Linked DNA regions of Homo sapiens: region 1 is linked to region 2. A link is a loop called in an ENCODE intact Hi-C map of the cell type or tissue named here. Cell type or tissue: IMR-90. All regions are shown on one strand. Links, peaks and the distances in the headings refer to the core of each region. The heading gives the core; the rest is flanking DNA.

Evidence for each region. Hi-C counts contacts between places; a loop is a spot of excess contacts. Peaks named below come from ENCODE experiments on the same cell type or tissue, not always from the same donor. Only the 100,000 strongest peaks of a DNase experiment are listed, where the experiment ranks them.
Region 1: it touches region 2 in a loop (3-fold over the local background); 11 of 110 quality-filtered maps call a loop at or near these places.

The regions. Positions count from the first base shown.
Region 1 is chr3:70,951,772-70,964,037 of GRCh38, forward strand. FOXP1 (forkhead box P1) reads right to left here. Exons shown (of 21, transcript NM_001349338.3): 21 at 2,937-7,620. The coding sequence ends at 7,476. Among named protein-coding and RNA genes, the nearest start is that of FOXP1-AS1, 330 kb to the right of the region's middle. RefSeq lists an enhancer at 11,570-12,172. In IMR-90, for the core only: no CTCF peak of the experiment used is centred there; a DNase peak (open chromatin) is centred at 4,880.
Region 2 is chr3:70,719,662-70,731,927 of GRCh38, forward strand. No RefSeq gene overlaps it. Among named protein-coding and RNA genes, the nearest start is that of MDFIC2, 410 kb to the left of the region's middle. In IMR-90, for the core only: no CTCF peak of the experiment used is centred there; a DNase peak (open chromatin) is centred at 7,540; H3K27ac peaks cover 540 bases.

The DNA.
Region 1 (12,266 bases), core at 1,787-9,786, 230 kb after region 2:
TTGATGTTAAGTCAATAGCGTGCAAAAGCCATTTAAAATTGTATTTTAAGTGTAGAAATATAAACCCAAGGAAACATGTATAGTACCCTATATTGAAAAGGGGAAAAAGGGTTAGCTTTTCAGGGGCTGAAATGCCTTGTAAATATTATTCTGTTTAGAAGATAGTTTTAAAATGTGGCGTTTTATGTCCAATAGTAAGAAAGCAAGTCTGAAATCCTGCGATTTAGTTTAAAACCCAAAATCAAGCTGGTATTAAAGACTTCGCATAACAAAATAGTTTTCCTTTTCTCTCTCTGTCACTAATGAGAAATGAGCCAGTGAGAGCAGCCCTTCAGAACTTTCACAAAGGACTGACAAATTCTTGATTGGATGCCATATCGGCCACCCTCTGCTGTTCTATGGCCCTAATTAATACTGGGCTTGGTGACATTTATGTATCAGAGCAGTAAGCTAAACAGGAAACAATTTATGTCACCTAAAGCTTTTTAACAAATCGATGCAACTATTTGTAATTGCTTGTTTCACAAGATTAAAAGTGCTAAGGCCTGATCTTCGCCCACGGATTTGTGGTCAACATGACCTGTGCTTCCGTTGTTTAAAAAAGAAAGAAAGAAAGAAAGAAAGAGTTGGTGATCAGCACTGACTTCCATCAAGTAATCCATATTGCTAATATTTCTGGAATTTTAATGTAGTTACAATTTATAGCCGATCAAATGTGGTTACCTAAATTGCTGTTGCTAGTAGACAGTTTAACTGTCTTTATTAATTACAGTATAATTTAATGTTTGAGTACCGGCACTTGTGTTGGTCATTTTTACAGCTCGAGCAGTTATCTGCCTTATGACGAACCATTTTAGCATTTTCAATGGAAATTTGCTAATATGATGAGTGATAAAAATGTCACACGCTGGTAAATAATGATTATTGCTTTGGCTGAAATTAATTCTTGAAAGGCCGGTTACCTTCAAATTAACATTATAACTTGAAGCTTGTCTTTTTCCCTTCACAATATTTTCAATATAAACCAAAAAAAAAGGACCGTTGATAATTTCAAATGTGTATATATATATATATTTTGGTATTAAGCATTGAATGTCATTTTACAATCAAAGTGGAAATAAGACAACATTGGGTTTTGTTATTTTAAAAAATAAAATACCATTTAAAAATAAATATAAGTAGGTTATATCTAGAGATGGTTTTCTAATCCAAATATTGTCCCACAGTTAAAACCAGTGTTTTTGTATGTAACTTAATTTCCCTCCAACGTGAATTTTGTCTTAAACCTTTCATCAATTCATTAAATGAAGGTTTGAGACACCCAACTTCACATTATTTGAATAAAGAATACTTTTATTTGATTCAACTACAATGAAGATGAAGGATAAATTGTGATTACTACCCTACACATAAATACGTAATATCATCAAAGACAAAAATCTAATAAGAAAGACTAATTATACTTTGTTTTTATCTTTTTTAGTGGGGAGGGAGAGGTGGTTACTATTATGAAGCTGCCTGTGTTGGTGTGAAATTAGTCTTAAGAGTTTTATGTTCTTTATATAAAGGCGCCTATTTATAAGAAGAGCCAATATTTTGGGTTTGCTGCCTCGTTTATGAGAGTGACAAGCCTGAAATAAATATGTAAAAGAGTGTTCCTGCTTGAGAACAATTCCTGAAATATAAGTTAAAATGTACTATGCCTCAACCAGCAAAATCTTCACTAACATATCGTCATACTTGGTTTAGGTCCTCCAGTTTATTAAAAGAAGTATCTGTACATTTTTAAATTTTACTAATGTATAGGCTGTAAGCAGTATTTAGGTTTAAGCCTGGTAATTACAGGAATTTGAATTAACCCTAAGATTATAGTCTCAGTAGCCAGGTGAGAATTAAAGGTTCAAATGTTTTGCTAATTATTGAGACTAAGGGGTTTCTAGATAGGGCATAATTGTTAATTCAAAGAGGACACTAGTTTGCAACTTAATAGCAAAATCTACTTGTTAAAAACACACACACAGACACACACACACAACTTTGCTAATATGGGCTTTTCAAAACAATGCTGGGAAAGAATGTTCACTTGTATCCTCAGCATCGGTGGGTGTTTTGCAGAATAAAGACTGGGAGGTTAATTTTCAAGTCATCCTTTGCCCTGAATTATGTGCTCTGAATTATATATGTAATGGTTTTATGTTACCACGGTTTGGCCACTTAAAATACTGCTTTCATATTGGCAATTTAATTTTTTATTGAAAGGTGATGCTCAAATTCATTAATCCCTAGAATATATACTATAGAGTAATATTAAAAAGAAACAGCACATTTCCTAAATGCATCTAATTATTTTTTTAAAATCTCAAAATTAAGATGGTTTTTCTGGAATATTTAGGTACTGAAGTTCTGTTTTCTTCAATGAATGCAATTATCTAGCATACTTTTGATAGAATATTTTTATAAAATCATTTGTTCTAATCTAAGCATTTATCATTATATGCAAAAAGATTTCTTGATGAGAATATTATAGACGGTGCATGTTTTTGACATTAGCATTTTATTTGGATGACTAATCTTGCAGATGTGAAATTTTAATGAATTATTCATGAAATTGCTTTCCTCTGAAATTTTAGTTTGCTCTTAATGCTAGTTATTAAACATTTTGTTTTTCTTTATAAAATTTGATGAAAAAAATAAGAGTGTGCTTCCTCAAGAGAAAAGATAACATCTCTTGCTCTTTTTTTTTTACTTCCCAATTCTCTAAGTGGATACTTTCACTTGGAAATCCTGAGGATAAGAGCTTCAGCCTTCCCTGATCATGAAAGCTTTAAGATTGATTTTAATTCTGCATTGGAAGCAGCTGGTGATAAACCTAAGGCATATGCCTAACATACAATATCAGCAGGTCAGAAAGGGAAACAAACTTAGGCTGTGGCAACTTTTACTACCAGCGTGAACAACCAGCATTTTTATTGCATTTGAGAATGCTTATAATGTCAGTAATTAGTACTGACTACACAACATTTTTTTTATTGTCTGTATCCGCAGACATGGAATGATGGAATTACAGTTGATGTCAAGGAATGAGTTTCTTTTATGCCTTATCAAAACAAAACAAAACAAAACAAAAAAATTCTTGTTACTGGCAGCACATATACATGAAGCACCATGCTCACAGTCCGGACTGTATCATCTTCATCAAGGCTTATGGGTAGCAGAGATTGCGTGAGCTACACTGGGCCCAAGAAATGCCTTCAGCATTGTAAATCTGATTTTCAGGATAAAGAAGCAAAACTGACTTTGAAGACATCCAGAATTTCAGGAGGCTATGTCATTAACCAAAAGGTACCAAAAAGATTCAAAATCTGAATAAGCACACTCTTCTTTGTGCCTTTGGAAACGGAGTTCAGCTGGAATATGGAAAAGAGAGGAAATATTTTTTAACTCTATTTTTTTTCATGAGGAAAAAAAAGCTAGTGATTTACAGCCTATCTTGGGTTAAGAATCCAAGGTTTTCTTTACTAGGTCTGACTGGATGCTGGGGATGGTGTTAGAGCTGTCCAAAGGTGGCAGGACTGGTGGTAACTCTTCACGTATGTACATAAGCCTTGATATTCCATTTTGTGGCTGGTCCAAGGGGCAGCCTAACTCATCTTACAAGACGGACTCTAGGGACAGGTAGGTTGGATCCTCATTCCTGACAGTGCATTTGTCTGACACACGGGACTACCTCCCTAATGTATGCTTTTCTTTGAGAAAAAAAAAGTAACAGATTTTCTTTACATCTTGGCACCTTGTAAAGTTTTTTTTTTTTTATACAAAAGTTCAATAGTTTTGACACTCCCCATTGTTAATCACTACTTCACTGATAAACTTGGAAAAGTGTGACCCTGGAATTTCATCATGCAAAATATTTACTGCAGCAGGAGAAAACATTTTTTAAACAACATTTTTTTTTCTTTTCAAATGTATGAACTTGTTTAAGATAGCCAGGAAGGCAGTGGTAGGATAAACACAAGGGATAGGAATGTATCAAAAAACAGATTAACACACACGCACGCGCGCACACACACACACACACACACACAAAACCTGTACAAAATGCTCCAATCAATGAGAACAGAAAAAAGAAATCTTCAACTATGTTACAGTTTAAAAGCAGAAAAAAAAAGTTAGGGAGTTTCTCCCTCCCACATGTCAGGAAATGTCATCCAATATTCTTAAAGCAAGGATAACTAAATAAAATACATGTGCAGCATATTCTGCAATTCCGTTACATACAGTAGTTTTTTTTCCAAAGCTATTTTTTTTTAGTATCGTTAATATAAAGCAGTTGCACAAAAAGCAAAGGTGTTTTGACAAACAGGTGTATGCATTTATTCCTTTTTAGGAACAATATCTAAAAAAAGAACCGCCCTCTGCCCTCCCCCAAAAAAGACAAAGATTCACACAGACACATCGGGATATATGTACAACGTAATAAACCCCATCCTAAAGAAGCAACTGGGATAACCCCCAGGGGATACAGAATCAGAATTGTAAAAATCATAGTGAAGTTTGCTTGCTGTAAAGCCTGAGAATTTTTTTTTCAGTTGGTTCTTCTGCAAGGCTGTGATACCTGCAAAGATATGTAAAATCTAATTTTTCTTTTTTTTTTTTTTTTGCTACAGTCTTTAGACTAAGCATGCAAGACATACGACTAAGTGCAACTGAGTGAAATGTTTTTTTTTTAAATTTTAATCATTCCCTAAAGGTTTGAACTGAGGTATGCGTACTAACAGTTTCTCATGCTGTTATCTTTACTCATGTCTAGCTACACATGCTGAGAATGAACTAATCTACCAGATTTTTATCCTCTTTTGAATACCAAACTAACCAGCAACCACTCAGTTTAGAAGCACAGGGCCCCCTTCCCATGACCCTGTCTGGCTACTGCCTGCACATCATGAAGCTGCCTGGAAAAGTTTTTTTTTTTTTTTTTTTTTTTTTTTTTTTTTTTTTTTTTAAAGTCTTGCGTGACCACAGACTGCCCTTTATACAGAAAGCAGAGTGAAGCTTCAAAAGTAACTGCCAGAGAAGTTTTTGTACCAAGCTTATGAGTGGATGGGAGTGTTACTTTTCTTTAAATGAAAAATGCTGACCAAAGCCTAATCGGAAAAAAAGGAAAAATTAAAAATAAAAACAAACTGAAGGATATATGCCAAGATAAACCAAAATTAATACAGTGATCACAGCACAGTTCTTAAACAAAAGTGGCATACAATCTAAAAATATCTCTTTTTCTAGAAATACTATTATGTAATCTAGTTCAATTATGGAAGCTTTTCTGTCCTGACTCTAAACTGTCTCCTTTATTGGATACTCTAATTGCAGTGGCATACATTCATTTTTTTTTTGAGATGGGACTCCCTTCCTTCTGTAGCTCCTTTAATATTGTGTCCTATTTTTATCTGCAGTAGCCCCATAAAATCTCTTTAAGAGAATGAGTTTTGGTCTCTGTAGAGGTACACAAAAAGAAAAAGGAAAAATAACTACTAGAAAAAAGTAACAACTTTGGTTCCATTATCTACTTGGTCTTCTAAATTTACGATGAAGGAGCAGTTCTCTTTCTCAGGTTGCAATAGCCTATCGCTTGTCATTTGCCTCTAAATTCTTTTGCCTCCTTTGATCAACAATAAGAGGATATTTGGCTTCATCAGATAAAGCATAAAACAGAGAACATAATTTACCTTTGTGTAATATCTTTGGTAATTTTAGAAAAAAGGTACAAAGAAAGAATATAAATTAAGCTTCGAAAGGCTCTCGAACTAAAAAAAACTACAGTCCTATATAAATAAATGACAGGAAAGTGGGTGCAGAGCTGAAGTGTGGAGGGGTTCTAAGGACTGAGGTTGTACTGACCTGTAACCATCACATTTCTGCATACCATGTTTGGGACCCCCCCAAAGCCCAGGGCCTACATGATATCTTCTATGAGTTTTTGTGATACTGGGTTGGTGATATAATATTGCATAACAAACTGCAGTACCAAATTTGCATATTTGAAATTAACACTTTAGCATTTGCTGAACTCAGCCCTCGTTAACTCCCTTAACAAGTTCAATCTGAAATCGAATTTGCATTCAAACAGTTTAATGCCACCAAGTAGGTCTGAACTAATGTATAAACTCAGCGCCGCCGCCGCCACCCCTACTTTCAGGGCAGCTGCTCGGGGAAGCCGGTTTTTTTTTTTGGCCATTTTGCAAACAAAACCAACCCACACCCGTTATCGCAGAGCACCCAAGGCCCATGGCAACTTGGTTCCACAAGGGAGAGCCTTCCAAGGCCATATTGTCAGTCTAATTAATATGAGCTTTTTTTTTTTTTTCAGTGCTGCCTATGTTTCCTTGTGCTGGTAGAATGTGGTGGCATTTATTAATGGTTGCTGCAAAAAAAAAAAAAGAAAAGAAAAGAAAAAAAGAAAATCCGAAACACCCCTCCCCCGAACCACCCCCAATACTGCTGCGTGGAATGAATCGGCATTGTTCCTAGAGTTTGTCTCTCTTTTTTTTTTCTGTCATTCATTCTCTTTCTGGCAGGACGTCACGTCTGTGTGAGAGGGCCTTCATGTGTAGAGTGCAGCATTTGGGACCTTTTTGAAAAAGACCAAAACGGAATGTTTTCTGACTTTAGAGAAACGTGGTGATGTCTGAAGGAAGATGGAATGAGTGACAGAAAGCTACAAACGAGAAATGACATTCAGCTTTGTATAATAAAAACACCTATTAACATTCATCACAAGGTACAGAAAACTTTAAGCCTCCAAGAGGCCATCGGCCCAAATGGAGGCCTGAGGTCAGAACTTAAAATGGTATAGTAGAAGGAAAAAAAAAAAAAAAAAAAGCAATACATTAAAAAGTTTGGGATAATTATTTTTTAACCCCTCCCCCCAATACACACACAAAGGCCTTCCCCATCCCAACTGGAAGCAAAAAAAAAAAAAAAAAAAAAAAAAAAAAAGGAGTAAAGGCAGTGATAATCAACATGCAGTACTGTGCAAATAGGTCGTCCATTGGAATCCTTAAATTCTGGGCAAAGGCTTGGTCTGCAGCTTAGGTGCACAAGCTCTGTCGGGCGTCCTCAGTGTCCAACGTTGGCAGGACTGCAGTTCAAAGTCTGCTGCTAAAAGTGAATCAGTTTAGCAAATTTACAACACTGATGTTGACGGTTAAGAGAGGAAAATCCCAAGTACCAAACAAGTCCATCCAATGCACAGAGTACAAATTCCTTTTTTCAACAAAAAGTAGAAAAATCAAAAATACTCCCAAATGGGGTTCTTGATGGCACTAAGAGTTAACACATTTCAGAGTTGTCAAAACGTAGTGAAAATCCTCCAGACTGTACAACAAATGGAGAACAATTTCACTGCTAACTTTTGACGTGTTTTTTTTTTTTTCCTTTTTCCAATCTTCATTCTCGGGGTTGGCCCGCCCCGATAGTCACTCCATGTCCTCGTTTACTGGTTCATCTTCGTAATCTCTGTCATGGTCAAAATCTGGACTGTGGTTGGCTGTTGTCACTAAGGACAGGGGCCCTTCAGCTTCCTCTGGATCGAGGGGCTCTTCTTTGACGTGTACAGGATGCCTGGAAAAAATATGCAGAGGTTCAGTGAGGGTACTTCCCAGCCCATTGCAGCTCAGGTGCACTGAAAAGTTTGGGGCAACAGAAAAGCCGCACTCTAGAACTAGAACTCTGTCCAGTATTGTTACCATTAGCCACACGTGGCTCTTTAAATTGAAATGAACGAAATCTTACTACATTTAATATTCAGTTTCTGAGTTGTGCTAGCCACATTTATGTTCAAAGGCCCCATGTGACTAGCGGTTAATTCTGGCCAGCACAGAGACAGACGGAACATTTGCATCACTGCGTAAAGTTCTCTTGGGTAGTGATGCTCTGAATCACTAGTCTCTGGACTGGTGTGGGCCTCTCCTCCCTGGTGGCATTTCTCATACTTTAACACACGCTGCAGTCACCTGTGGGCCTTGTTGAAATGCAGTGTGTGATTCAGGTCTGGGGTGGGGCCTGAGACTCTGCATCTCTAACAAGCCCCCAAGTGATGCCGGTGGTCCTAGAACCACACTGAGTACCAGATAACAGGTCCCGTAGTGGCATCCTGGGTGGATGAATACCCATCTTCAAATAATTACACGAAATAAGAATCTGTAATGCAACGGCAGTTTGTGGGGACCACTGAGCAGAGGAGGCTGGGCTAATCATGGCTTGCTGTGTGTTCTGCTTTGCTAGTTAACATGCAGAACCTGTGAAAGAACTCTCCAGAGGACGACCCCAAGCGAGGTTCTATCATTAATCAACTTCAAGCAAACACAGCAAAGAGACACCATGATATACATGCTTGAAACTCCAAATTAATGCATATTTTTACAAACTGTCAATAAGGCAAGAAAAGCCCTGCCAGGAAACACAAACGTAGAGGAAAAGGCTCGCTCAACACAACAATATGATAAGAAAGCAGAGCCCCAATCAGAATAATAACGCTGTCAGCTGTAAACAAGGCAAAACATGAGGCCCGGCTGGTAGCAGCCACTGGGATGAGCGTGGTTGCGATGAGGTCTGCCAACTTTCTCATTATGGACCAGCGCATGGTTCACCCAAAGGGGACTGGGGTGATCACACAAAACCGCTCGGATAACTATTGAGAAATGTTGTTCGTAAATCATATTTACAACTGATCCTTTGCATATACAAATGACTTTCTGTTGCAGGGGCTTTTGATATGTAAAAGAACCATTTGAGTTAAAATGGTCCCATCTCTGGGACAGGCTGCAGAAGGGAAGATTTTTAAATTGACGTTATCAAGTATTAGTAATAAGAGGTGGTAATGGGGATGGTTGGCTTCCTAAATAATTGATGCTGTATGCAAACCCCAAAGGCCCCTTGAACCATTTAAAAACAAACAGAGGAGTGCTTTGGACTGCCCTTGAAGACAGGAACCTTCAGAATCAATTGACTCTAAAATTAGCACAGCCTAGAGAGCATTTAGGGGGGCTAGATGTTACCTTTAAAAAAATAATTTTTTTTTTTTTTTTTTGAGACGGAGTCTTGCTCTGTCGCCCAGGCTGGAGTGCAGTGGCGTGATCTTGGCTCACTGCAAGCTCCGCCTCCCGGGTTCACGCCATTCTCCTGCCTCAGCCTCCTGAGTAAGCTGGGACTATAGGCACCTGCCACCGCGCCCGGCTAAATTTTTTTGTATTTTTAGTAGAGAAGAGGTTTCACCGTGGTCTCGATCTCCTGACCTCGTGATCCGCCCGCCTTGGCCTCCCAAAGTGCTGGGATTACAGGCGTGAGCCACTGCGCCCGGCTGCTAAAAAAATAATTTCTTTATTCTTAAAAACTTTGCAAAACAAAATGTAGCAAAGTTGCATTACATTACATTTTATGTATGGCTCTCCAGCTATTTTATTTATTTATTTATTTATTGAGACATAGTCGTGCTCTGTCACCCAGGCTGGAGTGCAGTGGCAGGATCTCGGCTCACTGCAACCTCCAACCCCCAGGCTCAAGTAATTCTTCTGGCTCAGCCTCCCAAGTAGCTGAGATTACAGGGGCCCACCACCACACCTGGCTAATTTTTGTATTTTTAGTACAGATGAGGTTTCACCATATTGGTGAGGCTGGTCTTGAACTCCTGACCTCAAGTGATCCACCCGCCTTGGCCTCCCAAACTGCTGGGATTACAGGCGTGAGACACCATGGCTCGCCGGATATTTTTATTTAAAAGGAACAGTTGTACATCAGTGCAAGGAAGGCTGCATGGGGAGTCACCCTCCCAGCAGTCTGTATTAAGCATTACGGATGGGGATTTTTTTTTTTAATGGCTGTATTAGTGTTTCAGCAGTAAGAATTAGGACTGGCTGCATAATTTTGGAAGCCCAGTGCAAAATGACAATCTGGGGTCTTTGGCTCAAAAATTAAAATTTCAAGACAAAAATGGCATTAAAGCAAGTACATGCCAGGCATGGTGGTGTGTGCCTGTAGTCCAAGTTACTTGGGAGGCTAAGGTAGGATGATCACTTGAGCCCAGGAGTTCGAGTCCAGCCTGGGTGATACAGTAAGACCCCTATCTCTAAATAAAAAGGTAATAAAAGCACATAAAATCAAGTGCAGTGTCCTTTTAGGCATGAGATCCTATGTGACTGCATGTCACACACCTGTGAACCAGCTCTGCTAAAATACCCTACATTCTTTTAGGAAGAATTAGTTATGCTGATGATGATTCCTTTAAAAAACACAAACCCTTAGTTAAGGCCAGTTTTCTTATTTTTGCCAATCTGTTTCCATTTGAGGTCATATTTTTAAATATTGTAAATTCAGCAGGAATGCTATTTTTTAAATTTTCCTAGCTTTACAATTTATAATGTTTATGGCTAGATGAGATTCCACTGTGTTGACATATGTCAGTTTCTGAATACTAGGCATTTGAGGATCATCTTTCTCTTTCTCTTTTACTGTTTGTATAATACAATGACCACTTTTATCCATTAATCTTTCTACTCTATTTCTGTTGATTTACCTCCTTAGGATAAATTTCTAAGAATGGAATTGTTAGAGCAAAGGCCAAAACATCTTTATGGTTCCTATGATTTATTGTGATATTAACTTCCAAAGGGGCTATCAATTTAAACTCAATCTCATCAGCAGCAAGCATTATTTGTGAAAAATATTTTGTTGCTTAGCAGGTACAAGGTAAGCTCAGGTTACCTTAAATTGTGTTTCTCAGATTACTGACAATGGTGAACATTTCCTAATGTTTGTTTCAAACTTTCATTGTTGAGAACTGCAACTTCATAAATTACTGAAATTTATGTTTTAGCTATATGCTGATTGAGGTTCAAATGTTGTTTTCCAAATCAACATTTTCCTACTTTCTTAACTATCAGGTCTATCAATCTTTTCATGTTTATAACCCAGAATTGAATGATAGAAGAATGTAAGATCATACAAGACCTTGGGGAGGGGGAAGGAGGATGAGGACCCCTAGAAGAAATAGAACCATCCATCTCCATCTTAATGAAGTTCTTGCTGTATAATTTTAGACTTTGACCAATATTTTGCTAACCTTATCCAAAAAATCAGGTGCATGTAAAGCCCCACAAAACACAGTTCACAACATCAGAGAATATTTCGTTTACCTAATTATCCTCATTTGATCATTACACATTGTATACATGTATCAAAATAACACATGTACCCCCAAAATATGTAGTTACGAGGTATCAATTTTAAAAGCTGTAGAAGTGAAAAAACAAATAAACAAAACACGTTTTCCCCCTAAATTGGTAGCCAAAATTCATGAGGATTATTTACTATCCACAAGACAGAGGTAATGATCCTGTCATGCCTGTAGGCTCGACTCCCAGTGCCTCATGCAGAGTGGATGCAGAGTGGGTCCCCAACAAATGTTAACTGGCTAGATCTACTGTGTGACCACCTGATGACACAACCAGGTTAGACAGTAAGGTTTCGAAACTTTAGAGAAGTGAAATCCGATTTCGGGACATTTCTTGATGCCGGCAGATACCCCTGGGGTGTGGCAAACGTGTAGCACAAGCACACAGCACTTCAAAGAACAAAAGAGGATGGGATTCCACGAAAGATACATTTGAGATGAGATGCAGACTACTGAAGACACTACACTTCACATACACTCACCGTGTCTCCTGGAAGTTAGGGCTGTGTATGATGCACCTTCCTCTCCTTGCAGACACTGCCCCCACCCTTTCTCTCCAACTCCTACTTCCGAAAGGGCTACCGCTGAATAACTGTGTGCAAAACCACACATTTCCCTTCTCCTTACATCTGAGTAATTCCTTTGTTTAGCCACTCTGGGAACACAAGAGTTTTAAAATAAAGCTGACTGGCGTTTAAAGGCATTGTGTTCTGGGGGTGTCTGCACAGCATGGAGTATTTTGCTTTGTAGCTCCTTTAGCGCCTATCAGGATAAAAGTAGAATGCCCCAAAGCCATAATTATGTGACCACTTTCTAGTGTTTCAAAGGACGAACGAAACGTAGTGGTATCTGACTGTCACAGAAAGGGTAAGAATGAAGAGTTCTGTTTCAACACTCAATATTAGCTAGGCCGCCTTCCTAACAAGGTCCTTCAAGCCGTGCCGTAAAGTTTATGGCTTGATTTATTCCAATAGACTGGAACAGTTGAAAAACAATTTGCATCATAGCAGGGTAATGCATATTGGACAAGAATGGAAAC
Region 2 (12,266 bases), core at 2,829-10,828:
AAAGCACCAAGGGAATGGCAACTTCATAATGTCTTCCGTAATGTTACATTCTCAAATCATGGCATCACCTTGGAATGTATTATTGGGAAAAGAAATTATTTGCTAAAACAATGACTGTTTGGCATGACAAAACAGTCAAAGTCCTGCTTACAGTGGGCTGCTTAAGTAGATAAAGTCTATCTTAATTCTGGAAAAGCTTGTACAATTTTTAATACCCTGTTCCTTCTTTATTAGCCACAACTTTTCACTCCCTGCTTTTCCTTCTTTCTTGTCTGCGCAGGGAAACCCTGTGCTTCTCTACATCAGCTAATATTTGATCAATCTGATTCTAGTTATTATTGATGTAAACAAACCTCAAAGAAACTCAGGCACTGGAAGCATCTGTGAAATGGACTGTGTTGAACAATGGCATTTGGGGTGGGAGAGAGAAGGAATGAGGATGAATGGAAGAGATGGTATACTTCTTCTTCCCGCAGTTTCAAGCTATTTCCTCCTGTGATCTCATAGCATTTACTGTTGTTTCCACCCCTGCAATTATTTCTATTACAAAAACTGAGTCCTTTTGCTTTATTTGGGGGCCCTTGGAGTATACGTGTGTTTTAAACTCACTCTTCTCTTCAACTGATTTATTCCTTTCTTCTTTATAATTTTCCCTTTCTCAGTGTGTAGCCCTTTGTTATTAGAATGATAATCATAATAATAGCAGGAATGTAATTTCCCATAATGCTAATAGTAGCTGTGTGCACATACACACCCAGCTTATTCTTAGATTCATTTACGCTCTGACTTCTTCATCTCGTATTTAAATACAGCAGGTGTTTATCTTCATCAAGAAATGTTTGTTGAGCTTCTCCAGGGAGCATGGGGCTGTCCCTAGGTGCCGTGGGCTTACACAGGGCAGATTCAAAGATGTGGAAGTACTTTTTTTTTCCCTAAGACCCAGGAGCACAGAATTTTATTTCATTTCTTCAGATGTTGTAAGTGGCAGAAAGTTTAATTCTGCTTACCTAAAATTCCCTCAGCTCTGTTGGCAAGGACAGACAGACCAAAGCGTACTAACTTCAATTATTGAATAGCGTCCTGCTTTTAATGTGGTACTCTGCTTCAAAAGTATTATTGAGAGGGATTCTCTTTTTGCAGGCATTAGATGGAAAGAATAGATGGTGATTAAATAAGTGCTGTTATTATTTTTTTTTTTTTCTGAAGCTCTTCAGCAGCCTGAGAACATGACATTACTCTTCATGGTGCCTTTACGATACAGGTAGAATTCAATCGAACAAGGAAGTTGAGTCCTCAAAGTGGGTTATATGTAGTAATAATAATACCTTTCTAAATTAGCTTTTGGTTTTAAAAAGTGCTTCCTGCTTTTTTTTTTTTGAGATGGATTCTGAAGTATCTAAAATAAATACATACTAATATCTGTAGTTATTTTTAAAAATTTATCAAAAGTAATACAAATACAGCAAAATATAATCATTCAATCTCAAAAGAAACAACAAAAAGTGTTTCTTTATAATTCTTCTCATTGGTACCTCATTAAAGCCCAGTGAATTTGTTACAACAAAAAGTTTCATCCCTGTTTTATAGACGAGGATCATGTGGCTAAGAGAAGTAGACTGCTTAAGATCACATGGCTAACAACTGCTTTCATCAGGATCAGGATGCAGGTTTTCTAATTCCAAATCCAGCGCTTTCATTTTCCTTCTTTTTAACCATAGTAGGTTGCTCCCTAACAATTATAGTTACAACTGAACATTCAGGTTGGTCCACATTAGTTGATTGTGGATCTAACATTAGTTGTGTCCACAACATTAGTTTTGGACCTAACCTTCTAAAATCTGGATTGACAACTTTACTATCAAATAGAAGCACTGAATTAATCAGACAAATTATCCAAGGTAAAACTTAAAATGTGTCCAAATTGGCCAGTAACTTAAAATATGTTCATGTTTTCTATCTTGAATTTCTTACTTTTAGTAGGATAACATAATGTTAACAGCTGAGATTCTGGGGGTAAGTCAGATTATCAGAGTGACCCTGAATAAGTGTTTTTACCCTCTCATACCATAGTGTAGGTAATAGAAGCACCTGCTCACAGAGTTGTGAATATTAAATAAGGTAATGTACTTGAAGTTCTTAACACTATGTCTGCTACAGAGTAAAAGCTCAAATACTACTCACTAAATACTGTAGTTATTACTGGTGACACTACTACATTTACATTAAATTAAACCTCAGCCAGTGTACCTTAAACGTTGAAATGGCTATAAAAAAATCGAAAATTTTACCTAAAAAAAAAATAAGAAGTTAGAGCACATGAAAACTACTTAAACTAGATATACCTTGGTCACTGTAATGTACCTAGATACATCCACCAGAACACCAGAAAGCAAGATCAAAATAAAATATAGGCTATTGGGTCTTTTCTGGAGGTAAAGAGCAATGGATAAAATATCGAGATTACTGAATATGATGGGATTCAAGATTATTGGTAATGAAAAGCTGTAGTTTCAAAAGGATGAATAGATAATTTAAGGAGAACAAATCTGAATGATCAGCAAATATGAAATGCTCCAGGTCATGAGTATTCAGAAGTGCAAGTTAAAGTAACAGTGAGATATATCACCTAACAAATTGTCAAAGAAAATTATTTAAAGTGATAATACTAATTACTTGTAGGGATGCACAGAAAAAGTAATCTCATATATTCTAATGACAGAAATGAAGTAGAAATATGATTCTAATGACAGCCATGAAAAATAAATTGTGTAAAGGGTTCAAATCCATTTCTGGAAATATAGTCCTTGGATATAAAACCACCAGTAGGCAAGTCCACATATACAAAGCATATTATAAGATTGTTCATAGGAATAAAATCTAGAACCAGTGACTGGCTAATGATATGTATGGTACATCTACACCATGTAATATGTCCATTAAAAAGAACAGATTAGTGCTCTTCCAGTTTACTTGAGAGGATTTCCAAGAGTGTTATGGAGCAAAAACAGTAAGATGCAAACAAAGGTTTGCCAAATGGTCACATTTTAATAAAGCAAACAATATATACATGATGTGTGTGTGTATGCTTATATGAGCATTGAGGAAAGTAAAGTGGAATGCATAGAAGAGTGTTAAACTTATAGCATGCAGGAGACAAAAGTTTTAAGTGCACCAAAAATATATGCACACCTGTATATAAGACACGTCCCATTTAAACTATAATACATATATAGTGTATATATGTCTTATATATAAGTATGTAGAAATTAAAGAATTGTTTGAATGTATTAACTTATTGGAAGTTAATGGAGTATATAATAAATGGAGTATATAATGGAGTATATAATAAAGCAAATTTCAAGCAACTTGGTTAGCATCATGCCATGTTGTTTAAAAGCAAATGAACAGATAAAACCTGTGTGTGTATGTGTGTGTATATATATGTATATATGTGTGTGTGTGTATATATATACACACATACACACAAACGTGCGCGCACACACACACACACACACACACACACACATATATATATATATATATATATATATATAAATAAAACAGGACAGCAAATTTTGGCCAGTAGGCCACATTCCAGCTGGCTACCTATTCTTGTAAAGTTTTATGGGAACACAATCACATCTATTTTTGTGCTGTCTACCACTGTTTTCTTCCTATAAGGGCAGGGTTGAGCAGTTTCTACAAAGACCATATTACCAGCACAGACTAAAATATTTACTATGTAGCCCTTTACAGAAAGTTTGTCAGCCCCTAGCATACATGATTGTATATTCACATAAGCAAACAGAAAGGTGAGGGTGCACACCAGACTGTTACTATTGGCTATGTCAGGAATCAGGATTGGATGGGCATAAGGAATAATAATTAGCTTTTGTCACGATTGTTACTACATGCATGTATTATTTTCATAATTTGGTATCCAGTAAAGAGTACTAAAAGTTTAACAATTTCAAAAAGAACAATCACCTTAGAAAACATATAATTTGGGATGGGAGGATTGGGATTATTCATTCATAAACAAATATTTGAGTGAGTCCATGTGTTAAGTATTAGAGACATATATAAGCAGGAGAGTAGGAACTTACAGGCTCTGCAAGAAGCCAATGTAATCAGTGTTTTTAAAAAATGCCATAATGAAGATAAATGTGCTGAGGAGCAAACTAGTTCATTGAGAGATTTGGGAAATGCTTCACATAGCAGGTAACATTTGAGTTATATCTCAAAAGGTAAATCAGTGTTTCTTAGGTACAGAAAGGAATTGTCCAGGCAGAACTGAACAGAGAATAGAATGGGTCAATCAAAGACATGAATGAGAGCTCATAATTCACAGAGCAAGAAAAAGCTAAAGCATAGCTCAAAAACAAAGTTGCAGGGCTTATAGGAAGATGGTGGAGGAGGTTTGGGAGTCAAAGATAGGTTTTAAACTATAGGTTGTCCTTACCTTTTGGAAGGTAATGTAGGTTGTCTTGGACTTTGTTGTATCAACAATAGAGAGTCACTTCAGGTTTTTAAAGAAGTTATTATCTTGAGAAAACCTCCAAACTGTTCTCCATAGTGGCTGTGCTAATTTACATTCCCACCAACAGTGTGCAAGTGTTCTCCTTTCTCTGCATCCTCGCCAGCATTTGTTATTGCCCGTCTTTTGGAGATAAGCCATTTTAACTGGAGTGAGATGATAGCTCATTGTAGTTTTGATTTACAGTTCTCTGATCAGTGATGTTGAGCACTTTTTCATGTACCCATTTGCCATTTGTATGTCTTATTTTGAGAAATGCCTATTCCAATGTTTTGCCCATTTTTTTAATCAGATGATTGGATTTTTTTCCTATAGAATAGTGTGAGCTCTTTATCTATTCTGGTTATTAATCACTTGTCAGATGGGTAATTTGCAAATGTTTTCTCCCATTCTGTGGCTTGTCTCTTCACTTTGTTGACTATATCCTTTACTGCACAGAAGCTTTTGAACTTGATGTGATCCCATTTCTTCATTTTTGCTTTGGTTGCTTGTGCTTGTGGGGTATTGCTCAAGAAATGTTTGCCCAGACCAATGTCCTGGAGATTCTCCTCAGTGTTCTCTTGTAGTAGTTTCATAGTTTGAGGTCTTAGAGTTAAGTCTTTAATCCATTTTGATTTGATTTCTGTATATGGTGAGAGATACAGGTCTTGTTTCACTCTAATGCATGTGGATACTCAGTTTTCCCAGCACCATTTATTGAAGAGACTGTCTTTTCCTCAGTGTGTGTCTTCGACACCTTTGTCAAAAAATAAGTTCACTATAGGTGTGTGGGTTTGGTTTTGGGTTCTCTGTTCTGTTCCATTGGCTTACCATATGAGCCAGCAATCCCAGTGCTGGGTATATACCCAAAGTAAGGAAATCAGTATATTGAAGAGATATCTGCATTCCTTTTTTGCTGTTGTTGTTCCTTTTTTGTTGCAGCACTGTTTACAATAGCTAAGATTTGGAAGCAACCTAAGTGTCTATCAACAGATGAATGGATAAGGAAAATGTGGTACATACATACAATGGAGTACTATTCAGCCATAAAAAAGAATGAGATCAGTCATTTGTAACAATATAAATGGAACTGGAGATCATTACATTAAGTTAAATAAGCCAGGCACAGAAAGGCAAACATCATATGTTCTCACTTATCTGTGGGATCTAAAAATCAAAACAATTTGAACTCAGAGTAAAAGGATGGTTACCAGAGGTTGAGAAGGGTAGTGGGAGGCTGGGGACAAGGTGGGGATGGTTAATGGGTACCAAATAAATAGAATGAATAAGACCTAGTTTCTGATAGCACAATAGGGTGACTATAGTCAATAATAACTTAATTGTACTTTTAAAAATAGAGTGTAATTGTATTGTTTGTGATGCAAAGGATAAATGCTTGAGGGGATGGATAGCCCATTCTCCATGACATGCTTATTTCACGTTGCATGCCTTATCAAAACATCATATATTTATGGGGTACATGGTATGTTTTGATAAAGGCATGCAATGTGATATATATATACATGTACTATGTATCCACAAAAATTTTATAAAATAAAAAAGCTGATAGGTACAAAAATGATTATCTTGAGATTTGTGTTTCAGAAAGGTATCTCTCTCATCAAAGAGAAGATTTAGAGAGCAGGAGATGGTTACATTAACAGAACAAGCTACATGTAACTTTCTCAGGTTGACAAGGCATTTTAATAAACAATGAGGAAAATAGTAACAGCTAGTATTTATTGATTATTATGTATCAGGCACTCTTCTAAAGCACTCCGCATATGTTAATTCCTTATGTCCTCATATTGGTTACTTCCTCACATTTTACAGATGAGAAAACTGAGAAACTGAGACATTAAGTGACTTGCCCAAAGTCACAGAGTTATTAAATGGCACAGCTAGGATTTGAACCTGGACAGTTTGGCACCCGTCTATACTTCCAACTATTCCAGTATTCCATTTGAGGCAAGTTAACTTTCATTAATCTCCTGCCACATGCCAGGCAGTCTTACATGCTAGGGCCTCAGGCCTTGCTCTGTGAGAGTTTTCTCATAGTTTAATGCCTGGGCTAGCAAATGGATTGATTGGAAGTGGCTGACTGGTATGTTGAGTTGAGAGACTTTGACTCAGAGTTGGGTGATCCTTTAGATACGTGTGCCATGACTGAGGGAGGGAGGTAGTATAAGACTTGCTGACTTCCTAATGGCTTAGGTGGATACCGTGACTGACACAGAAAACAAAATAGGCAGAGATGGTCTTGTTCAGAATGGTTGCCCAGGGGAGTTTGGGTGGCATGTCTATATGTCCTTGTGGAGTTTTATTAGACTCTGCCCCTCCCCATAGTGCTCCCACCTACTGAACTCATCCAATTGTCCTGGTGGTTCGTGAGGTCAATTCCCCCAGACTCTAGGTCATCACTTAGCAATGCAGACTCCAGGATTTATTATTGCTGTCTCCTAGCAAATACATGAAATTCACTTTAGTTCAAACCACCCAAGCATGACAACTCCAATAATGATGTTTTAATAGTGTCTACTGTGTAAAAGTTTCTTGAAATCTGATATCTGACATGAGCTAATATAAGCAATATCACAGCCCCCCATTTTTTTTAATAAAACAGTTCCTTAAATGAGGAACTCAGTTGTACTGTACTGATAAAACCTAATGATTTCTAAAATGACGTTTTACTCCAATATTTATAATTTCATTGTTAACCAAGATTGTATTGTGGTATTTCAGAATATAAGCAATAATGTTCCTCAGCCTAAGTACGTTGAATTCACCTCAGAAAATTTAGGTAACTAATTATCTGAAACTACTGAGGCGGTGACTGTTTGCTTCCTGTATGATTACACTATAATGTGAGGTTTTTCTGTAATGGAACAAAAACAATCCAAATTCTTTGCTCAGTATGCTAACTGGCTACTCTAAAAATTGCTGTTAGGTTACTTGCAAATTTTTGTATAATGAGTATTCAGGTTCAGCTTAACAAGGTTGACATTGTTTGGGGGTAACAGATGTGTGCTTACATAGTTTTAAATGAAACCAAGCCCCAAAGAGGCTCAATAAACAAATGACAATGTTTGGAAAAGAAAGAAGCTTGTTTCCTTTGATAGGGTGCAGGGAATTTAACCAACCTGTGTTTATAATTACTGTCTGGTTTAGTTAGTGCGAAAGAATCTACTTGCTACTCACTTATAAATAAACAAAATAGACCTACTTTCCTATTTTGCAGCCGGCCTTTTGGAGTTTATTTTTCTTTTTCTTTCTCTTTTTTATTGACTACAGACCACTTACTTTATGTCCAAATTATGTTGTTCCATTTTAAACATTCTTCTGGTTTTAGAGTCTCCCCTTCTTTAATTCTTGGCCTGACTTATAAAGATGACACCTTCTCCCATATTTCAAGTCTTCCCTGCTCTCACAGCAAATCTGTAAATTACTAAACTGTAGTCAGTCGTCCACATTTGGATGTTTGGTTGAATACCAAAGGTGATTTTTTTTTTTTGGCAAGCTTATATAGAAAACAAGTTGCTACTACCCAGTTAATTGTAAAGCAACATCAAATGAACACTGTCAGTTTCGGGCCGTGGGAGAACATTGTGTAGAATATGAAGTCAATTGTTTGAACCTTCTGAACAGGCACATATTTTTGAGAAATTAAATCTCACCTTTTAAATACACAAAGGCATGCTGTCTACTTTTGAGAAGAATTGTAGAAATCCATTAATTGTTTTGAAATATTCCCTTGGAGATCTTGCTATCAGTAAATTTACTGCTTGCTTTATGTCTATTGTTAGTTAATTGGAGCAGGTATATTGATTTAAACTTTGGGTTGGCTTCACAAACTATTTCTTTTATTTTTCCCTTAACTTAAGAATTAATTGTGCTAACATAAAGATAGGTCATAAGGAAAAAGATATTGCATTTTCATTTCCATGTAGTTGTATTTTTAAAAAATCTACTTAACCAAATGCTTTCTCAAAATTCTCCTGCTCCTTGAAATTAACATTGGACTATTTGTTATTGAAATCACTCTTCGGTGTTAAGACAGATTTTTACTAGTATGTGGATTTACCTTTTATGAAGATTGCATTAATCCATCACGAAAATTTTAAAACTCAATAAATTCATTTTACCATAAAAGATGTATAAAGCCATAAGCCTTTTCCAGATGTGGATGTGGATATAAGTTAAAAAAAAACTCGTCTGTTCTGAGAGAGGAAAAACTGTTGACATTTCTTTGAAGTGTAATCTCTTTTGTTTATTTGGTTTTTAATAGCTTCCAGCAGTTAGCCACATATTTTTTAAGTGATGTTGCTCACATACTCTTTTTTTTTATTTTTAGTTGTGAGTGGCATTAACTTGCTGCCCTAAATTTAGAAGCATAACCTGTAAAGAAAGAAGACCATCCCTGAGATGTGTAAGTGAGTAATTGCCAAAAAGTGCAAGTCCCCATTGTGCTCAGCAACTGTTCTAAAATGGAAACTATGGGGAGCAGAGGTCAGTGAGTCAATTTGCTATTGTACTAGTCTTTAATATTTATTTATAAAGGACAATCTTTAGATGTTGCAGATTTTAATAGTAAAAACATTTTATTCTTTCTCTATGCCAGTTATCTGACCATTCAATGTAAACCAAAGATAAAGAATTTTTCAGCCTAACCATTGTGCATGTCACCTGTGTTCCATGGCATAACATGTGCATGTATGCACGTGGGGATGCACAAATATCCTGTAAATGAGAGGGGAAATTTACAGTGATAAAAAAAATCATTAAAATTGAGTGGCTGAAAAGCCTGACACTGAAAAATGGAAACTATTTGGAAAGTAAGTGAAAACTCAAAAAAAAAATATGTACAAGCTTTTGACATTTCATAATGATTTATATAACAGGCTGCATGAGAATTAATTTGATATCAGATATAATGCTAGCCATAACCAACTGCACAAAGCAGAGTGCATTCAAGGTTGAGAACGTTTTTATATATATAAATTAAGTTTGAAAACCATTTCTCATTCTGTCCAATCAATGTTTTTTAAATATTACTTATATTAATGGGATTCTCCAAAGTTTAATATGGTGGCTTTCGTATGTGCAAGTGGACTCGTGTAGGCATGTGGTTCATTCCCATCTGCAACAATTCTAATGTGCATTTTTATGTATGCTATATTTAAATGCTGTGTTTCTTTGGTTGAGATTGATTTTTTAACTGAGCTGAAAAATAGTCCTAAAATTTTAATACAATTCTACCAAACTGATACTATTGTTGTTAGAATAAATGAAAGAAGTGTGTCCTATAATTTTGAAGGAAATCCTGAGCAAAATCAACTTGTTCTATGTTTTTAATGCAGTTCTAAGCAATGTGCTGTACCCACTAGTAATAAAATTATTTTAAGGGATGCTCCTTGACCAGCAACTCAAGCTACATATTAAGATTTGCTCTGTTTTTCATGTGTTTTCCATCAGGGAAGTCTGTGGTTACCTTCCTGATTCTGCTGGACTGGAAAAACATAGCTAATATGGTGTGATCTGGAGAAAGCTTTGATGCAGGGACTTTGCAAATAAACCTCCAGATGCCATATGGTTTACATTCATCTCTCAATTTATTTCCTATAAATGTCTATTGAATATTCCATTGAACCAACACATGTGAAACAAGAGCTGAAAGAGAACAGTATATAGAATACTTTGTGGCAGCAAGTGATTATCATATTTCTTTCCCAATATTGCTACCAGCCTTAAATGCATGGCAAATTAGTCAAATGCCGAAGTTCTCAGACTTAAGGCAAAAATCAAGAGAAAATGTTTAAGTTATCAAAACAAACAGTCCCGTTTTTATGTTTGGGGTAAAGTATCATGCTTTGGAGCAGGATTTATTTGTGGCAGTACTGAGTCATGTGTTTAAGTTGCTGCCACTTAAAAAATAAAGTTCACGATGCCTAGGGAGGCAGAGAGAAATGCTATTAAGATGCTGCAAAGGAAAAATAATGCTCAGGGAAGAGTTTTACATGAATCTGTTTGTGGATTGGCAGGTTTTATATCATCCTCTTTGGTTCCATTCTGTTCTGGAATCCAGGCACCACCACACCATGATTCTGTATCAAGGAGACAGGCCAGAGTAATTCTTCTAAGAATTGTGTTTTCTTAATGCCTCCCTCAGCTCTCCATTCTCCTTCCTGTTAAGGCCAGTGTTTCCAAAGACTGTTTTCTTGAGGAAGACTGTTTCCTTGAGTAACTAGAGAAGATTGTCCTGTAATTTTAGAGAATCCTTTTTTTCTCTTAAAACTGCCTGCTTGTTGCTGGTTTTGTCTTCCAGTGAGAACTCTTTTTTTTTTTTTTTTTTTTTTGAGACAGAGTTTCGCTCTTATTGCCCAGGCTGGAGTGCACTGGTGTGATCTTGGCTCACCACAACCTCTGCCTCCCAGATTCAAGTGATTCTCCTGCCTCAGCCTCCCCAGTAGCTGAGATTACAGGCATGCGCCACCACACCTGGCTAATTTTGTATTTTTAATAGAGATGGGGTCTCTGCATGTTGGTCAGGCTGGTCTCAAACTCCCGACCTCAGGTGATCTGCCCACCTTGGCCTCCCAAAGTGCTGGGATTATAGGCGTAAGCCACCATGCCAAGCCAAGAAATCCATTTTTTTTCCCCAAAGAACATCCCTATGAAAATAGAAATAGCATCTAGCAATGACCTAATACATGGCGAATCAACTTCACTTCATGTTACCTCCATTGTTTACTGTTATGCGGCATTTAAACACATGTATATAAGTATGTGTTTATATGTAAATTGATGGCACTGGAGAAAATGTGGATAGGGAAATAAGAAAAAGCATTTTCTCAGATGCAGCAATTTGTGGCCTTTCAGAACTCAACTCTCCAAGTCTTTTGTTTAATACTTTAATATTACGGGTTTGGTAATGTAATAAAGCAAATGAGAAAAGCACAACAAATCAAAGTGTTGCTAAGTTCAATCTATTTGCAAAGAACTGTATACATCCTTAAAGGAAAATAGAACAATATCTCCTCAGGCTCTAGCCATGCCACAGCTTGTCCCTAGGATTACAAAACTTTGGGTGTTCTATACCAGCAACTCAACACGTGATTAGGTTTGTTTCCTTAAAAAGTATGGCATCAAACTGAATATCATTTCACAGCCAATATTTCATACATTGTAGGCCAAATGTATATAATAAATTTACACTGCCAGTTGCATTAAATAGGAAAGTAATAATAATCAGGAAGGGGGGAAGAAATCACTTTACTGAATTTTTGCTTTGTGCATGATGGGCTTGTGATACCAAAGCTGGGGTTGGGGAATCTTATATTTTAAAATGTAGGTCTTTGAAGGAAAAACAAATATCTCATTCAGATTTTTTTAAGTGAATGAATGACAGGAGAGAAATCCCTTACCTATTTTTAACCAAAAAAGATGCTTGAGATATTTGCATATGCTATTCCATTTATTTTGTTATTATAAAATAGACACTACCAGATGCTCCTAACTTTAAAAACTTCATTTTTAAAAAACTTCCTTTTTAAAAAACCACACTTTAAAAAATGAAGTTTTTAAAGTTTCCTTTAAAAAATCTGTAAATGACTAAATGGGGAAAGGACGGAGGTGAGGAGAGATTCTGATCTCTTTATGGGAATGGTTTATTTGTAATCATAAAATCTCTTGACCAAAGAATTTTACTAGTTATCAAGAAAATTCTAATATGTTTATTCCACACTTATTTAAT